3 separate regions of the Homo sapiens genome follow, and all the other regions are linked to region 2. Evidence: chromatin contacts called from ENCODE Hi-C or POLR2A ChIA-PET data. All regions are on one chromosome and are shown on one strand. The core of a region is the stretch at or near the end of the contact, and the rest is flanking DNA. Distances in the headings are between cores, read along the strand shown.

What was found. Hi-C counts contacts between places; a loop is a spot of excess contacts on that map. ChIA-PET counts read pairs that join two places held with the same protein, here RNA polymerase II (POLR2A). Pooled maps may share reads with other maps.
Region 1: a map of naive thymus-derived CD4-positive, alpha-beta T cell shows a loop between it and region 2 (8-fold over the local background). The contact joins the promoter of SPATA2L here to the promoter of CDT1 in region 2. A Hi-C loop is called at or near these places in 2 of 168 maps with a recorded cell type or tissue (naive thymus-derived CD4-positive, alpha-beta T cell and prostate gland), 3 of 37 single-sample maps with no recorded cell type and 11 of 50 pooled maps. POLR2A ChIA-PET finds 5 or more read pairs at or near these places in 1 of 52 experiments (RWPE1).
Region 3: a loop to region 2 is called in a map with no recorded cell type, with 6 times the contacts of the local background. The contact joins the promoter of ZNF276 here to the promoter of CDT1 in region 2. A Hi-C loop is called at or near these places in 1 of 37 single-sample maps with no recorded cell type and 8 of 50 pooled maps. POLR2A ChIA-PET finds 5 or more read pairs at or near these places in 1 of 52 experiments (naive thymus-derived CD8-positive, alpha-beta T cell).

What each region holds. Positions count from the first base shown.
Region 1 is chr16:89,699,523-89,703,761 of GRCh38, forward strand. It overlaps SPATA2L (spermatogenesis associated 2 like), which reads right to left and starts at 2,183. Exons shown (of 3, transcript NM_152339.4): 1 at 2,106-2,183; 2 at 1,408-1,711. The coding sequence starts at 1,710. RefSeq lists an enhancer at 1-786 and silencers at 1,789-1,888, 2,059-2,778.
Region 2 is chr16:88,801,452-88,805,760 of GRCh38, forward strand. It overlaps CDT1 (chromatin licensing and DNA replication factor 1), which reads left to right and starts at 2,338. Exons shown (of 10, transcript NM_030928.4): 1 at 2,338-2,608; 2 at 3,094-3,216; 3 at 3,311-3,447; 4 at 3,989-4,186; 5 at 4,273-4,309. The coding sequence starts at 2,381. RefSeq lists enhancers at 1,592-2,167, 2,886-3,769, 3,770-4,309 and silencers at 2,100-2,339, 2,420-2,529.
Region 3 is chr16:89,720,287-89,724,647 of GRCh38, forward strand. It overlaps ZNF276 (zinc finger protein 276), which reads left to right and starts at 1,251. Exons shown (of 11, transcript NM_001113525.2): 1 at 1,251-1,559; 2 at 2,245-2,548; 3 at 2,851-2,897; 4 at 2,974-3,423. The coding sequence starts at 1,355. VPS9D1 (VPS9 domain containing 1) reads right to left here and starts at 612. Exons shown (of 15, transcript NM_004913.3): 1 at 477-612. The coding sequence starts at 575. RefSeq lists silencers at 219-1,338, 1,419-1,878.

The DNA.
Region 1 (4,239 bases), core at 933-3,432, 900 kb after region 2:
CAGCCGTGGGACGGTAGAAGGGTGAGTGCTCTTTTTTTTTTTTTTTTGAGACGGAGTCTCACTCTGTCACCAGGATGGAGTGCAGTGGCTCGATCTCTGCTCACTACAACCTCCACCTCCCAGGTTCAAGTGATTCTCCTCCCTCAGCCTCCTGAGTAGCTGGGATTACAGGCGCGTGCCACCACACCCAGCTCATTTTTGTATTTTTTAATAGAGACGGGGTTTCACCATGTTGGTTAGGCTGGTGTCAATCTCCTGACCTCGTGATCTGCCCACCTCGGCCTCCCAAAGAGCTGGGATTACAGGCGTGAGCCACCGCGCCCGGCCTGGCTGAGTGCTTTCTAGCCTACACTTAGGTGAAGAACTAAAGGAGCTCAGGACAATCACTGCGAGCGTCTCCTGACTCTCAAATTCCCTAACTCCGGGACTCCTAGCATCTAATGCCTGGACACGGCCCACGTGTGGAGCGCCCAGTGCCTGCAGCACTGAGCTCGGGGCTTTGATTCATTCCTCTGGCCCCATGAACTGGACTGTTCCCGTGTCGCTGTCTCAGGAGGAAAGGGGCTGACAGAGATTAGCTAATTTGGCCAAGTCCTCGCGGCCAGGAAGCAGCAGAACTAAGTCCAAACCAGGGCTGTCCGGCACTGAAGCCGGTTATTCCCCCGCCCCGCCCCCTGGGAGGCCTCAAGGGCGGGCCTGTCCGTCCTCTCTCATGAATGAAAGTCCTGGCGCCTCCGACCAGCAGGTGTCCCCGGGGAGCCGCGGAGAGACTGCCGCTGCCATGGCAACCGGCGGAGGCGTAGCTCGCCCACGTGCCCAGTGACGTCATCGGCTTCCTACTCTTCCGAATTAGCTCAGAGCTCCCGGCGGCCCTGCCCCCTCCTGCCGCCAGGAGCTCACCTGGAGAGGCCAGGCCAGCCCTGGGCACAGCCTCCCGCCCCAGGCCGTGGAGTTCACTAGGTCTGAGCCCAGCCCTGAGACTTCACAGGGATGCACCCATCTGCAGTCCTCCCAGCCTCGGCGGCCTCCTCTGCAAATGGGATTGGCCCATAACCTGGAGGAATTAGGATGACCATGGGAACTCAAGTCCCTTCTGTGCCCCCGTCCTAAGATTTCCATGGCAACTGGGGCCGCGAGGCCTCTTAGGGAAGACACTGACGCAAGCTCTCAGGGCAGGACCCCGTAGGCAGCACCCAAGCCTGCCCTCGCCCACCCCATGTTCTCAGCCCTAGGAGTGGGTGCCCCCACACGCCCACGACCCCTCAGCGCTCGGAGCCTTGAGGAGCCCACCAGGCACTGAGGACACTTGAAGCCCCTCTCTCTCGAAAGGCGTGGTCCCCCATGGTCGGCGGCCCCGCGACCCGCAGGCCAGGACGAGGGGCGCGCTCCTCCTGGCCTGGCGCCTACCTTGATGGTGGTGAACTCCTTCCTCCAGGGCAGCAGGTACAGGTGCACCGCGGCGAGCTCCAGAAGCTCGAAGGCGCGAGCCAGGCCGCGTAGCGCGGGCGCCAGGTCGGCGCGGCCCCACAGCCCGTCGGTGAGCAGAGCCAGCGCGTCGTCCTGCAGCGCCCCGTGCAGGTCGAAGTCCTCCACCAGGATCTGCCAGAGCACCGCGCGCAGCGAGGGGTCCCCGCACACGCCCGCGCGGCCCCGTCGCAGCTCGCGCTCCAGGCACTGGCGGTAGTCCTCGGACAGCGAGCTGCTGCCCATCCTGCGGCGGACGGGGGTCGGGGGGGTCAGGGACCTAAGGCCGCGCCCAGCCCGCCGCGCTCTCCCCGAACCCTCACCCAGCGTCCCCAGGACCCCTCGAGCCTGGAGACCCCGCCCCCAGCGGCTGGGCGCCCCCGGTATCTTCGGCACCCCCTACGCTGGAGACCTCGGCCCCATCAGCTGCCCGCCCACCCAGCGATCCAGGCCCCTCCAGTTGAGCGCCCCCGCACCTCCAGCCCCTCCCTCCAGCCTGGGTACCTCGGCCTTCCAGGGGCGCCCCCGGTTATCGACCGCACCCTTCTCTAGAGACGCGCTTCCGCCCGCTGAGCCCTCTCCCGACCAGAGCCCCTTCGCCCGGCAGATGGAGCTGCGGATCCCGCGGGTGACGGCGCTACCTGTCTGTCCCCAGCGGTCTCCGGCCGCCGCGGATCAGTTCGGGCCTCCCCGCGCGCCGCGCGCTTCCGCCGGGAGTCGGCTCCGCCCGGGGTCCGCGGCCGTGACGCTGGGGGCGGGGCGGGGCTTGGCGCAGGCCCCGCCTCCGAATAATTTAGGAGGGGCGGGGCCTGGTGAAAGGGGAGGAGGAGGTGTCAGCCCGGCCGAGCCCCTGCGCGAGGCACCCCGAGAGCCTCCTGTCACCGCGTCGCCCGTCTCCTCGCGGGACCGGTATCGTTCACGACGCCGCTGGGCCGAGGGCTGCGGGCTCATGGCAGGCGCTCAGGGAACGTTGTGCCTGGGCCGCTCCTCCCCACGAGACAGGGACCCAGCCCCAGGCGACCCGGCCGCGGGGAAGCAGGTGCGCGGGCTCGTCCCCTGGGGGGTGGGGCCACCGGCATTACCTGGCGGGGATTGGCTGGATCCTGGGAAGAGCCTTTCCTGCGGGGCGGGGCCACCTGCATTACCTGGCGGGGATTGGCCGGATCCGGGGGCGGGCCTCCCCTGTGGGGCGGGGCCATCCCCTTGAGGGAGGGGCCCGCGGCACGGAAGGTGGGCGGAAGGACAAGCCTTTCAGCCTCGTCTGAAACAGCAGCCTCAGGTGGATGCGGGGACCTCAGATTCTGTTTATGCTGGCTCCGCTTCCCGGCCTCCTGCACTTGCCATCTGCAGCCCTTGAGAGCATCGTCTGGGCGGGTCTCTGAGGCAGGGCGAAGCCGCCCCCCTCTCTAGGCTAAAAGCTGACCTGGGCTGCGGATCCACCCAGGCTAAATCTGGGCCACGACTTCCCGGGGACGTTTTCTTCGCTCGGGTTCCTCTGTTCTGTGCTACAGCCACTTTCTCGCATTGCCCAGAAGTAGAGGAGGATGAGGGAGACCCTTGGAGGTCCCAGCCGAAACCCACCCCTACCCCACACCCCCGCTTTGGGCAGGCTTTGCTACTTCACGTCTGTGTCCCTCATCTCTCCAGGCCACCAAAACCAAGGCCCAAGTTTGTTGAAACTTTCCCTGGGCCTGGGCGGCGAGGTCCCCCCTTTTTCTTAGATTTTTTACCTGGAAGTTCCCTGCTGGCATCTTAGAAATAGTGATCATGACCGGGTGCGGTGGCTCACGCCTGTAATCCCAGCACTTTGAGAGGCCGAGGCGGGCGGATCACCTGAAGTCAGGAGTTCAAGACCAGCCTGGCCAACATGGTGAAACCCCGTCTCTATTAAAAATACGAAAGTTAGCCGGGCGTGGTGGCACATGTCTGTAAGCCCAGCTACTTGGGAGGCTGAGGCAGGAGAATTACTTGAACCTGGGAGGCAGAGGTTGCGGTTGCAGTGAGCTAAGATCGTGCCACTGCACTCCAGCCTGGGTGACAGAGCGAGAATGTCTGGAAAAAAAAATCGTGATGCAGTCGGTGGATCTCCCTGAGTTATCTAGGTGGCCACCTCTGGACAGGGAGCTCTTTTACTTACTGTTTACTGAACTCACTCTTGGTGCCCAGTGCCACCATGGGTCCACACCAGTCCTCAGGACAGCTAACTTCGTAAGTCTCATCTTTATTCTTCTTCTGATGCGGAGGAGGGTGGAGGTAACTGTTCTGCCTTTGTCCTCACTGAATTTGGCAACACCAGTCCATCCATCCAGCAGTGGGCCTAGCTCTCCTCCCATAGGCCTGGGTGGGTTTTTGCACCTGCCTCAACCCATGGAATAGAACTGATGTGGAATGAATTCCAAGGCTAAATCATAAACATGCCATACCCTGGCCTTGTCTTGAGATCCTTGGCCTCTGACATGGTTTGGTTCTGTATCCACACCCAAAATCTCATCTTGAATTGTAATCCCACAGGTCTGGAGCAGGACCAGGTGGAGATAATTAAATCTTGGGGGCAGCTTCCTCCATGCTGTTCTCGTGATAGTGAATTCCACGAGATCCGATGGTTTTATAAGGGGTTCTCCCCTTTGTTCAGTGCTCATTCTCGCTCCTGTCGCCCTGTGAGGAGACGCCTTCTGCCATGATTGTGAGTTTGCTGAGGCCTTCCCCAGCCATGCGGAACTGTGAGTCAATTAAACGTCTTTTCTTTATAAATTATCCAGCCTCAGGCAGCTATTT
Region 2 (4,309 bases), core at 1,088-3,587:
TAGCCCCAGCTACTTGGGAGGCCGAGGCAGGGAGATCGCTTCAGTCCAGGAGTTCGAGACCAGCCTGGGTAACATGGTGAGATGCCGTCTCTACAAAAAAACAAAAACAAAAAACAAACATTTAGCCACGCGTGGTGGCTCACGCCTGTAGCCCCAGCTACTTGGGAGGCCAAGGCAGGGGGATTCCTTTAGCCCAGGAGTGGAGGCTAAGCTACTTCACTCCAGCCTGGGTGATCAAAAAAAAAAAAAAAAAAAGCACGTGTACCAAAACAAAACTTTTCAACAAAACGTAGCTTTAAAAAATGTGGGTCTCAGTCTTCCATATTTATTTCTTGACCCACTAAAAATTTGCTACCAGCTGCTTGCAAAACACAGGTCTAGGTGCTGATCCCTTATATACAGATGGAAAACAAATGCCTCACCACGCCCTCCCCATCCCCCCACTTATGAACGTCCTCACTTTTGAGGTGTTTTGTTTTGGAGATGGAGTCTCGCTCTGTTGCCCAGGCTGCTGGAGTGTAGTGGCGGGATCCTGAGTAGCAGAGATTACAGGTGCCTGCCATCACGTCCGGCTAATTTTTGTATTTATTGTAGAGACGGGGTTTTGCCATGTTGGCCAGGCTGGTCTTGAACTCCTGACCTCAAGTGATCCGCCCGCCTCGACTTCCCAAAGTGCTGGGATTACAGGCGTGAGCCACCGTGCAGGCCACCTTTGAGGTATTTTGCAAGCACCAGTTGCATCATCAAACCGGTTTCTATTCCTTTAACTTAAAAAAAAATAGGCACAATTCACGCTTTTTACAGAAAACTTGGAAAATGGGAAAACAGAAGCCCTCCTCTGAGCCCTGGCCGCCTCCACCCGCGTCCCCTTCCCTCGCAGGCCTCCAGGCCCCGGCGGCCCGCATTGCTTTGCGGGGGACTTCCGCAGCGCTGCGCCTGGCCCTGCTTATTGGCGTCTCTGGAAGGAGTGGCTGTGGCTCGGGCTCTCCAGATAAACCGCGCTCTAGGCCGTTTCCCAGATAGGAGCGCTATAGGTTTTAAGAACTAAAACTTTAAAATCTCAGCCCTCAGCCATGCTAAAGGCAGTTTCTTTTCTTTCCTTTTTTTTTTTTTTTTTTTTTTTTGAGACGGAGTTTCTCGCTCTTTCGCTCAGGCTGAAGTGCAGTGGCGCCATTTCGCCTCCCGGGTTCAAGCGATTCTGCTGCCTCAGCCCCCCAAGCAGTTGGAATTACAGGCGCCCGCCACCACGCCTGGCTAATTTTTGTATTTTTAGTAGAGAGGGGGTTTTACCATGTTGGTCAGGCTGGTCTCGAACTCCTGACCTCAGGTGATCCGCCCGCCTCGGCCTTTCAAAGTGCTGGGATTACAGGCGTGAACCATCGCGCCCGGCCCCTTTTCTTCGTTTCCATGTAATAGCTTGATTGAGAAATAATTCACATATCAAATCCACCCTTTTAAAAAGCGAGCAACGCGGATCGCGGAGGCCACGCCTGTGATCGCAGCGCTTTGGGAGGGGGCAGTTCCAAGAGAGCGGATCACTGAACCGGGGAGTTCGAGACCACCCGGCAACGTAATCTCCGCCTCGATAGAAATAGTTTTTTTTTTTTTTTTGAGACGGAGTCTCGCTGTCGCCCAGGCTGGAGTGCAGTGGCGCGATCTCGGCTCACTGCAGGCTCCGCCCCACGGGGTTCACGCCATTCTCAGGCCTCAGCCTTTTGAGTAGCTGGGACCACAGGTGCCCACCACCACGCCCGGCTAATTTTTTGTATTTTTAGTAGAGACGGGGTTTCACCGTGTTAGCCAGGATGGTCTCGATCTCCTGACCTCATGATCCGCCCGCCTCGGCCTCCCAAAGTACTGGGATTACAGGCGTGAGCCACCGCGCCCAGCCAGAAATAGTTTTAAAAAAAGAAATAAGGAGCGTGCGGCCCGCGGGGGAAGCGCCTTTACCAGCTCGAGCCTGCAGCCCCCCAGGCCGCGCCGTCCTCGGCTCCCCCGGGCAGCGCCGGGGTTTTGTCAGGCGCGCGCTGCTGTTTGCCTGGATTGCGCTCATTCTGACCCTGAAGCCAGCGGCCCCACTGACACGCCCTGAAAAGTGGGAGCCACACGCGGGATCCGGAGACCGCGCTAAAGTCCCACGCACGACGGCGCCCGCCGGCGAGTCCACGCCCGCACGTCGGCGCATGCGCGCGGCCAAGCCGGTGCCCGCGCCCACCAGCGCGCATGCGCGCCCCGTCCCTTCCCTCCCCCCGTGCTCTGCCCCGATGGTTCGGTCCGCGCCGGGGGCGGGGCCAGGGCGCCCGCGGGAAATTTGGCGGGAACCGCGCCCGCCTCTTCCTCCCTTCCTTCTTTCCTTGCTTTCGCCGCGCACTCCGCCGCCATGGAGCAGCGCCGCGTCACCGACTTCTTCGCGCGCCGCCGCCCCGGGCCCCCCCGCATCGCGCCGCCCAAGCTGGCCTGCCGCACCCCCAGCCCCGCCAGGCCCGCACTCCGCGCCCCGGCCTCCGCTACCAGTGGCAGCCGCAAGCGCGCCCGCCCGCCCGCCGCCCCCGGACGCGACCAGGCCAGGCCACCGGCCCGCAGGAGACTGCGGCTGTCGGTGGACGAGGTGAGGGGCGTGGGGAGACTGAGGCCGGGGAGTTGGGGGCGGGGAGACTGAGGCCCGGGGGGCAGGGCTCGGGGAAACTGAGGCGGAGGGACGGGGGCGGGGAAACAGGCGGGGGGGACGGGGCGCAGGGAACTCTGGGACAGGCCGGGGGATCCTGGGGGCGCCCTGCCACCACTGGGGACTTGGCTGGCTCCTGAGATGAGCAGGAGGCACTGGGGGGCTTGCACCGGGATCCGATGATGGGGCTGGAAGTCCAGCTTCTCTGCGAGGCCAGGGCAGGGGTCCGACCTGGAAACGGCCCCGGAAGACGAGAGCAAGGCTGTGTCCCCGGCCTTAGCACAGACCACCATCTACGGGAAGTCCTAAGCCCCCCAGCCATGCCCGTCCCAGTTAACTCAGAGCGGCTTCTGATCCTTCGGGGTCCTCTGCAGAGCCAGGAGCACCAGGTCTTGTCATGAGTTCACCCTTGGGGTCCCTCCCACCAGGTTTCCAGCCCCAGTACCCCCGAGGCCCCAGACATCCCAGCCTGCCCTTCTCCGGGCCAGAAGATAAAGAAATCCACCCCGGCAGCAGGTCAGCCGCCCCACCTGACATCCGCGCAGGACCAGGTGAGGGGCGGGGCCTGGGGCAGATGCGGGAGGGCTGAGTGGTGCCGGCCTGCCTGCCTGCCTGACGGCACCGTGTCCCCTGATCCCCCTGAAGGACACCATCTCTGAGCTTGCGTCATGCCTGCAACGGGCCCGGGAGCTGGGGGCAAGAGTCCGGGCGCTGAAGGCCAGTGCCCAGGATGCTGGGGAGTCCTGCACCCCAGAGGCCGAGGGCCGCCCTGAGGAGCCATGGTGAGTGCTGGGTGGGCGGCCACGAGGCCCCGGCAAAGGCCGGGTTGGTGGCAGGCGTGGCCCAGCGAGCCTGTCAGAGGCCCAGGTCTGCTCCTTCCAGGGAGGGTGGTGGTGAGGTCACCAGGGCGCGGACCCAGACCCCTGAGAAAAAGGTCCCGGGCACTGCTGGCGCTGTGCCCTCAGTCCCTCCTGCGGGGGGCAGCTCCTGCCTCGGGGACTCTGGCAGGTTTCAAATGCTCCTGATGCATTGGTGTGTTGTCTGCCTCTGCCCCTGAGAGCTGACGAAACTGCGCTGGGGAGAGGGCAGAGCTTCCCTGGGGGAGCTGCGTGGACACAGCAGAGCTGGGGTGTGGAGCCGGGCTTTCCCGTCACCACTGCTACCCCTAACGGTGCCAGTGCTGGTGGGTGTGCAAGGGCCGCGAAAGCCATCGTGTGTGGCATGGCAGGCCCCATCGGAGGGTCTCCCTGGCCGAGGGGCCTGCTGTGGCGTTGGAGGGGTAGGGGCCTACTGCTTCTCATGAGGCTCCTCCCTCCCTGACAGTGGCGAGAAGGCGCCCGCCTACCAGCGCTTCCATGCCCTGGCCCAGCCCGGCCTGCCGGGACTCGTGCTGCCCTACAAGTACCAGGTGCTGGCGGAGATGTTCCGCAGCATGGACACCATCGTGGGCATGCTCCACAACCGCTCCGAGACGCCCACCTTTGCCAAGGTCCAGCGGGGCGTCCAGGACATGATGCGTAGGTGAGTGGCCGGGGGTGGGCTGTGGCTGTCCTGGAGTTGGGGGTGGGCCCGGGCCTGCCTCCTGAGCCGCCCCCATCCTCCCATAGGCGTTTTGAGGAGTGCAATGTTGGCCAGATCAAAACC
Region 3 (4,361 bases), core at 1-2,500, 920 kb after region 2:
AACGGGCCACACCCCTCCGGCCTGCTTTTCCTTCCTAAGACGACTGCAAACAGCATCACAAATGAGCAGGTATGTGGCCTTCTCTGCATGCCGTCCCCTGTGGCAACCGGATTAAATCTACCATCTCTGCCCAGAAAAATGCACGAACGCACGGACCTGCCCGTCACTCGGATTTTGGAAGGTGGCCTGGCGGACCCTCCTGCTACATCTCCTCTACAGGTGGAGCCCAGGCTGTGATGCACCGGCTCAGCGAGCGGAGTGGAAAGCCAAGGTCCGCAGGATCTGAGCTGTCCAAGGTCACTGCACGCCCGGCTGCGCCCCGCCCCCGTCCTCGCCCGGGAACCGCGGCCCGGGATCCCGGCTGGCGCCCGCTCCCAAGTCTCCAGCCCGAGCCGGCCCCGTCCTCGCCCTCCCCGGGCGGGGGTCCCTCCAGGGGCCACCCTCAGCGGCCAAGCCCCGCCCCCGCCCCGCCTCACCCGGGGCCGGTTGCCGGTGTCCAGCTCGATGGCCCCGTTGGCAAGCTTCATGGCGCTCTGCAGCGGCTTCACCGTGCCGTCCCCGGCCGCAGCGGCCATGGCGCCGAGCGGGGGAGGCGGCGGCGGTAGCCGAGGGGCTGGACGGGCGACCGGAGGCCCGGAACGCAGCCGGCGCTGGTGCTGGAGCCGCCCGAGCAGCGGACCGCAGGAAGGGACGCGGCCGCACTTCCGGCGACGGGCCCCCTCCGCGCGTACTGCGGGCCCCACGGGTGTTAGTGGCGGGGGCGGCAGAGTCCGGGTGGGTTGTCGCGACGGAGCCGGGCCTCTTCGCCGTCTTGAGACGGGGCTGGCGAGAAGGGCCCCTCACGGAGTTGCCATGGGCGTCTAACCGCGGCAGCCAGGCCCCTCTCTACGTGAGACCCCGGCCCCCCTCCCCTTTCTGCAGCCCGCCCGCCACCTGCGCGCCGCGTGGCCTCCGCCGGCGCCTGCCCGCCCCGCGCCTCCGTCTCCCACGGTAAGAGGCGGTGAGGGCCGCGTCGCCTCTCCCTGGAGGACTCGTCGTGAGGTGTCGGCGAGCCCCTCCGCCCACCGCCCCGCCCCAGGCCAGCGCTCCATTGGCGACAGAGGCGGGCACGGCCGCCCTCGGGCCCGAGAGGGGAGCGGTACGAGCGGGGGCGCTGGCACCGCGGGTGGAACCTCGGCCGGCGGGGTCCCGCCCCTGGCCCCTGGCCCGCCCCGCCCGCCTCGCTTTGCTTCTCGCTCCGCCCCTCCCCCGCCCCGCCTCGCTTCCAGCGCGCCGAGCGGAGCCTAACGCCGGGTCCTCTAGGAACCTCGGGCCGGGCAGCACCCGCGGGATTCTGCTGGCGTCCTCCGCTGCCATGAAGCGGGACCGGCTGGGCCGCTTCCTGTCTCCTGGGTCGTCCCGACAGTGCGGGGCCTCGGACGGCGGCGGCGGCGTCAGCCGGACTCGGGGCCGCCCTTCCCTTAGCGGTGGGCCGAGGGTGGACGGGGCGACGGCGCGGCGCGCCTGGGGCCCGGTGGGGTCCTGCGGGGACGCGGGCGAGGACGGCGCGGACGAGGCAGGTGGGTCCGCGGCCCGGGCGTGGCGGGTTGGGGTCGCGGCAGGGGTTGCTCGTGGGAGGAGCCGCACTGACGCCCGGAAGCCGGCGCGGCCTCTCCTCCACCCGGCCAAGGGCGTAGCGGACTCGGGGCTGCGTCGGGATAGGCGCTGGGCGGCCGGCTCGGTTTTCCTCGCGCTCCGTGACGCCGGCGTCGCCGGCCCGGCCTCCCCGGCCGCGGGCTCGGCCAGAAGGGACCCGGCGTGAGGAGCGCTGTCACCGCGGGCAGGTCGCCCTGGGGTGCCCGCGCGTGGGAATCGCCCTCCCCTGCTTCGTGCCCTCGCGGAGCCGGAAAGGAGGCGGCACCTGCAATTGGCAGACAGGAAACCGCGGCGTTTCCTGGAGGGCGCAGCGCCTGCCCCGGGTCTCGCGGTCGCTGGGAGGAGGGTGCAGTTCCAGGTTTCACTCTTGAAGTTGCTTCGCTGGAGAGGCCTTAGAGGCCTTTGAAATTTGAAAGATTTCTTGGACCAGCGGCCACATCCCCCACAGGGCGGCTTGTCCCGCCGAGAGCCGCGCGCCCGAGCCGCTTGCTGTGTCCGGGAGCCGCGCGAAGGGCGCTGCAGGCGCTGCCCTCGGACCTGGAGTCCGGGACGCCCTGTGCTCAGGAGCCTCCTTTGCCAGCTGCTAACACTTCCTGCCGCTCTGTGCAGGAGCAGGCCGGGCTCTCGCCATGGGTCACTGTCGCCTCTGCCACGGGAAGTTTTCCTCGAGAAGCCTGCGCAGCATCTCCGAGAGGGCGCCTGGAGCGAGCATGGAGAGGCCATCCGCAGAGGAGCGCGTGCTCGTACGGGACTTCCAGCGCCTGCTTGGTGTGGCTGTCCGCCAGGACCCCACCTTGTCTCCGTTTGTCTGCAAGAGCTGCCACGCCCAGTTCTACCAGTGCCACAGCCTTCTCAAGTCCTTCCTGCAGAGGGTCAACGCCTCCCCGGCTGGTCGCCGGAAGCCTTGTGCAAAGTACGCCCTAGTCTGTTCAGAGCACGTTCAGGCTGTCAGTACTGCAGTGTGACGGGTGTTGAGAGAGGGACAGGGCGTGCCTCCGCGGGAGCCTCTGGGTGGGGGGAATGGGCCATGCCCGGGTTCAGTGCCAACAGCCCTGGGACTGTTGTGGAGAGATGAACTGGGAGGAGCTGGGGTGAGGGAAGAGAAAGTTGCCTATGGGGACCGCTGAGGTTTGAGATCTCGAGAGGGTCCCGTACGACGAGCGCTGTGAACCTCCGCCTGCTTGTCCTGCTCATGGCCACACTGATCCTTTGCAGGGTCGGTGCCCAGCCCCCAACAGGGGCAGAGGAGGGAGCGTGTCTGGGTGAGTCCTCCCCCGGTGGAGGGTGGGCTGGGTGCCGACCAGCCGTGGATCTGACATCTCTGTTGACTCTCTGCAGTGGATCTGATCACATCCAGCCCCCAGTGCCTGCACGGCTTGGTGGGGTGGGTGCATGGACATGCGGCCAGCTGCGGGGCCCTGCCCCACCTTCAGAGGACACTGTCCTCCGAGTACTGCGGCGTCATCCAGGTCGTGTGGGGCTGCGACCAGGGCCACGACTACACCATGGATACCAGCTCCAGCTGCAAGGCCTTCTTGCTGGACAGTGCGCTGGCAGTCAAGTGGCCATGGGACAAAGAGACGGCGCCACGGCTGCCCCAGCACCGAGGGTGGAACCCTGGGGATGCCCCTCAGACCTCCCAGGGTAGAGGGACAGGGACCCCAGTTGGGGCTGAGACCAAGACCCTGCCCAGCACGGATGTGGCCCAGCCTCCTTCGGACAGCGACGCGGTGGGGCCCAGGTCGGGCTTCCCACCTCAGCCAAGCCTGCCCCTTTGCAGGGCCCCAGGTAGGAGGCACCTCTTGCTGGTGCTAGACCAGGATGTGTGCTCCTCAGTGGGGCAGGGTTTTCAGCAGAAAGTGAATGTCTCCACTGCTCTAGGTGGTGGCTGGGGTGTGGTGTGAGAAGGAGCAGAGCTTGGGGCTTCTGCCTGCGGCTGCTCACCACATCCAGAGAGCAGGGAGGGGCGGCCAGCCTGTCTCCGCCTCTTGCTCCTCTGTGAGCAGGGCTCTGTTCCAGCAGTTTCTGTGGAGACACGCTCATCAGCCGTCGAGTCTTTTTCTAAGCCTGTGCTTGGGGCTGAGGGGACTGAGGAAGAGGGAAGAATAGGGCCTTGTCTGTGGATGTGGGAGAAAAGAATGGCCGTTGCCTCTGCGGCTGCTGCCCTGGGCCAGCTGCAGGTCATTTCCTGGCACTCAGCCAGCCGCCTGGTGACACCCTGGTGTGGGCCAGTGTGGCGCAGCTTTCTCTGCTGACAGGCTGAGGGGAAACACAAGGCCCTTGTTTGGGCCCCAGAACCCATAGCACTGTGGGCTGGTGCAGCTGCTCCTGGATGTTGTTTTAGGAGGGCCAGGGCCAGTTTCCCTCCGGCCTCTTGTCCTGTGTGTGCTCTGTGCACCTGTCCCCACCTGAGCACTCAGTTCCCACTTTGAGTCTTGAGGGGAGCTTCCGAAAAGCGTAGCTACCTGTAATCCCAGCACTTTGGGAGGCTGAGGTGGGTGGATCACTTGAGGTCACGAGATCAAGACCAACCTGGCCAACATAGCGAAACCCCATCGCTAATAAAAATACAAAAACTAGCCAGGTATGGTGGTGGGCATCTGTAATCCCAGCTACTCTGGAGGCTGAGGCACGAGAATCACTTCAGCCTGGGAGGCGGAAGTTGCAGTGAGCCGACATCGCACAACCGTACTCCAGCCTGGGTGACAGAGCAAGACTCTGTCCCA